Regions from separate parts of the Homo sapiens genome. Here region 2 is linked to region 1. Evidence: chromatin loops called from intact Hi-C (ENCODE). Cell type or tissue: Caco-2. All regions are shown on one strand. Region 1 overlaps LINC01992 (long intergenic non-protein coding RNA 1992). Region 2 overlaps NOS2 (nitric oxide synthase 2).

The links. A loop is a pair of places that touch in the nucleus more often than their neighbours do. Peaks named below come from ENCODE experiments on the same cell type or tissue, not always from the same donor. Only the 100,000 strongest peaks of a DNase experiment are listed, where the experiment ranks them.
Region 2: it touches region 1 in a loop (11-fold over the local background); 2 of 110 quality-filtered maps call a loop at or near these places.

The regions. Positions count from the first base shown.
Region 1 is chr17:27,981,449-27,983,948 of GRCh38, reverse strand. The region is part of intron 2 of LINC01992 (long intergenic non-protein coding RNA 1992); the gene reads left to right. Among named protein-coding and RNA genes, the nearest start is that of LINC01992, 9.0 kb to the left of the region's middle. In Caco-2, no CTCF peak of the experiment used is centred here; a DNase peak (open chromatin) is centred at 1,078.
Region 2 is chr17:27,796,205-27,798,704 of GRCh38, reverse strand. It overlaps NOS2 (nitric oxide synthase 2), which reads left to right. Exons shown (of 27, transcript NM_000625.4): 2 at 1-5. Among named protein-coding and RNA genes, the nearest start is that of NOS2, 3.1 kb to the left of the region's middle. In Caco-2, a CTCF peak has its summit at 1,091; DNase peaks (open chromatin) are centred at 103, 814 and 2,026.

The sequences.
Region 1 (2,500 bases):
CTTTTCTTTACATCTATAGGCAAACATTTTTGGACTCAGACTCAGATACCATTGCCCCAAGGCGGACTCCCACTTTCTCATCTCCAAGTGGCTCTGATACAAAGTGATCTAATGCTTAAAATGAGAAAGGCTTTGAGGGTGTGCCGTGACTTTCATCTCTGCAGAGCCCCAGGATGTTTCTCCAGCCCCCTTCTCAATATGCAGGGAAGAGAAGCCTTAGACGGGCTTCAGGCTCAGGACAGCAGTGTCAGGGGCTCTGCGTAGGGGGTGTCCCTTCTAGAAAATGGCTCTGGGATGGCTGCTTGTGGACAGGATCCTGCTGCCTGTCTCTCTTTCCTGCCTAGTGAAAGCTCTGGGCCCCTGTGCCTTCTCCTTTACCTGCTTCTTTCTTCCTGAACTGGTGCCCTCTGTTTCTAATTACATGGAATTCTAGAGGGGTTCACTACAAGTCCAGCTTCCGTGCGAGCAAAAGACCCTTCTCCATTTTTGCCAGCAAGTTGGCAAGAGCTGTAGGGTAGGAGTGATGCGGTGGGCTCTAGAGCCATGGGTTCAAATCTTGGCCCTTGGCTATGTCACTCAATTTCTCAGGCCTTCCTTTTCCTCCTCCTTTTTTTTTTTTTTTTTTAAAGAAGGGGGCTATAACACCCATATTATAAGATTATTGCTGGTATTAAATTAATACATAGAAAGAACTTGGGACAGTGCTTTATTAAGTGCTCAGTAGCTCTCATTTTTACCCCATGTCAGATACTTCACTAGGTGCTGCATGGACACAATTCTCATTTAGATCTCACAACACCCCAGTTAAGTAGATGGAAATAAGATCTCCATTCTGCAGATGAGGAAACCAAGGCTAATGGAAGTTAGGGTCACATAGCAAGTAAGTAAGAGAGCTAGAATTCAACCAGGGCTGCCTGACTTCAAGGCTTATTCTCTTAATCTCTTTATCACACTTCAGGTCTCTCAAAGGCCTCCTTGTAAAGAAATTCCCACATATCTTTCTTATCTTTTTCTGGGACTTCCTAAATAAAACCCCTGGAGTCCAAGGGTAGCTGCAGCTATCTCAGGTCACATGATGAAAGGTGGGGGCAGTGTGGTGCTGGGTGACCTTGTGGTGAGCTGAACCCTATGATTGCCAGAGTCCGCCCCAACATGAATGCTGGGGACTAAACTGACTGGTAAGGAGTTCCCGTCCTCCTGGGGTGTCTGGCAGAATCAAGATGAGGTCTGAAGGGTCTTCAAGGAGTGAGAGCAGACAGGGTAAAAATAAACTTTCACATTAATCCATTATCCTAATGATCGTCCTAAAGATAAGCTTGATCAGATATGAGCATTGCTGAGATTGATTTGCCTAAAATAAGGATCTCATTTGCATTTTTCTGATTTTCCCCTACTTCATTTAGCCATATTAAAAGACAGCTGCAGCTCTCACCAAGGACAAACATTTGAAAGACATGGATATTGCCTACATGTATTTATGGTGCTTAGGATCCTCCCTACCCGCCTGTGTGTGCTATAATCTCTTTGATAGAGGAGAGGAGGGCAGATTCAGGAACCTCAAGGTGATAGCTCTGGCTTTCCTTTGATCACATTTTAAAACTTACATATTGGTAGAACCAAAGACTCTGCCTGGGTGGAAAGGATTGAAGAAGACCCCAATAATCTAGAGTCTAAATTAGAAAATTTAATTTCGCATATCTCTTTCATTAATTATTCATATCAGCCCTAAGAGATAGCTGGGGCAGGCATTTTTATTCCCATTTTACAGATGAGGAAACTGAGCTCCAGTGAGGTTAAGGTATACACCTTAGGCTATATGCCTTGCCAGTAGTGTCTAAGATCTCTTGACTCCGATGCCTGGGCCACAAACCTTCTGACTTCTAGGCCAGGGTTCTCTGCTAGTGGACCTAGATGCCTGGTAACAGCTCTGGGAAGAACCACTTGTCTCAGAGGGAAAGACTCGATCCTGGTCTTACAGGCAAGACCACACCTTTCATCAATTTGACCTCCAAAGGTTGTTTCATGGAGCAGACAAGGCCAGTGAAAATATCCATGAGCTGATGAGAAATGTTTGTGTGTGCTTCTTGGCAGAGCTGACCATGGACAATAAAAACCCATAAGGCCATTGCTGCTAAGCTTCAGAGAGATCCCACTGATCCTTTTGCTATCTTTGGCCTGAGGGCTAGTCAGGTGGACTACCTTTTGAGCGGGAAGAACTTGGAACGTGGGATCAGAGTCATGGATTGAGTCCTGGCTTTGCATTAATGTCAGCTGGTGTTTATAAAGGTGCCTTCTGTGAATAATTTATTATGTTATTTAATGTAGTACATTAGTATTTAAATACATTATTTAATACATTTATCTAGTACATTATTTCACTTAATACCACAGCACTCCTATGAGGTGATACTAATGTCATTGTCCCCATTCCATGGATAGGAAAAGAAATTCATAGACATAGAAGGTAAATAACTTACCCAAGCTACTCAGGCTTGTTCTC
Region 2 (2,500 bases), 190 kb after region 1:
TCCAGGTGAGTTTTCCCTGGGGGAACCTCCTGCTTGTCTCCTTGGGCACCCATGCCCTGTCGGCACCGATGACTCAGAATTCCTCTCTCTGCTCCTCCTCTCTCACCTGAGGTCTGATCTCCTCATTGCTTCTTGAAAGTCCCTGTTGGAATTCAATGCAGCCGCTGATTATTGGGCACCTCGCTGTGCCTGACGGTATGTGAAGAAGGAAGGGACATGGTGCGGGGCTGGCCCTGAAGAAGCTTGGAATCTTTGGGGAAGAATATGGGAAGGAGCTTGGCCTGAGAATGGGAGGCAGTAGAGCCTCGTGGTGGGCACCATGGCGGAGGGGTGGGGGTGGAGGGTCAGCATCCTGGCCTGCGTCCATTCCAATTCACCGCTTGCTAGATGCTTTGAATATCATCCTGGTGAAGGGCATCAGGATGTTAGACAAACTAGTTCCAAGCCCTGTGCTGGCCGCACTAGTTGCCGGGTGCTGCCTCTAGCCAGCTGTGTGACGCAGGGTAAGTTAACCTCTCTGAAACTTAGTGCTCACCTGTGGTATGAGGAACCCAAGGGGGCCCTCACCATAGTGTGCTGAGGATGAAATGAGATCTACAGCACTCAGCACTGTGCCCACACAGAACAGACACTTAGTCCACATCAGGGTTCATCACCATCTACTGAGTACCTGCCCTTGCCAGAGCTACACAGGCCACTTGACAGACTTTGCATCTCAACTGATCTCTGTGGCGGCTCTTTGAAGTTCATATGATTGACTCATTTCACAGATAAGGAAATAGAAGCTCTAATAGGATTATGACTTCCCCCAGCCTGAATGACCGGTAATTACAGAGTTTACAGAGTTGGAACTTGAGCCCAGATTTGGATTCTTCATGTCCCTCCTCCCCGGGCCCATCCTTCCTCCCAGGGCAGAACCAAGAGAATGAGTCAGTTAATGAACAAGTCAAGGGACAGGCTTGAGGCTCGCTCAGGTGGAAAGACAAAGCAATCTGCAATAACGCAATAGTGCAACTGAAACCAAAGCCCCCATCTACACAAGACCACCACATAGCCACACAACCCCACCGCCCCAGAGGAGCCTTTCCCATGGACTACAAAGGGTAGGGCGCCCCCTGGATGTGTACAGCATGACGGCCCTGAGTGTATCTGTCAGAGGCGGCAAAAAATGCCAGTGGCTAAGAGGATGGGCTTGGGGATGAGCAAGTGGCTTTGCCACTCAGTAGCCCTGTAACCTTTGGCAAGTCCCCTAGCCTCTGAGCCTCAATTTCCTCCTCTATAAGAAGAGGGTAACAATGGTGATTTCCTGGAGTTGGAGGAAGGAGTAAATGAGCTTTCCCATGTGAGCAACTTAGCACAGGGCCTGGCCTGGAGTAAGTGCTCAGCAAATGGCACTGTTGGCATTGCTATCATTAGCGGTGGTGTTGGCAGTTAGGAGGTGATGGAGCAAAATTGAACAGAGTTCCCTCTAGGGGCTTCACAGAAGTCAGGTGGACTCTGTGGCCTTTGAAGTATGGGTAGAATGTAGACAGGTGCAGAGGAGTAGCAAGGACATTCAGGAAGAGGGGAGAGGTGAGCAGAGGCTCAGAGGCAGAAATGAGCCTGACTGTGCTTGGCCAGGAGTGGGCTGGGGGCTGGGATAGGCAAAGCCAGGCCAGAGCACAAGGGCTTGAATGCAGGGTAGGAGATTTGGACTCGCTCTCCCTGGCAGTAGGGAGCCATTGTAGGTTCTTGAGCAGGACAGTCTAGCTGTGGTGTGGTAGGTGAATTGGAGGAGAGGACTTTGAAACCAGGCAGTCTGGGCTATGGCAACTGAGGTGGCTAAGAGACCAAGAGGTGAGAACACAGAGTTGATGGCCTCTAGATGTCCAGATTCTAAGGGCTGTAGAGGGGCAGTGGCTTCGCCCCTTCCTTCTCTTCATCTCATCATTGCAGCCGCTGCCAGCTGACCTCCCTGACTCCAGCTCCCCACACTGGCTCTGAGCTCTCTCTTGCCAACTGGACTTCTAGCAAGTCACGCCCCTATTCTAGAGCCTGCAGTGGCTCCCCATTGCCTGTCACCACATTAAAGCTTCCACAGAGTTCTGAGCGAGCACCCTACCCAAATGGAGAGCCCATCCCACCTGCCCATCCCAGCCTTCCTCAGCTCCCCAGTGCCTGTGCATAGCACATTCCTCCCTCAGCTCATCCAGACCCAACTCATCCCCTATTTTTTTCTTTTCTATTTTTATTTTTTATTATTATTATTTTTAGACAGGGTCTCACTCTGTTGCCCAGACTTCAGTGTAGTGGCTCCATTTCAGCTCACTGCACTGCAACCTCCACCTGCCAGGTTCAAGCGATTCTCCCACCTCAGCCTCCTGAGTAGCTGGGACTACAGGCATGTGCCACCACGCCTGGTTAATTTTTGTATTTTTAGTAGAGACGGTGTTTCACCATATTGGCCAGGCTGGTCTCGAACCCCTGACCTCAAGCAATTCTCCTGCCTTGGCCTCCCAAA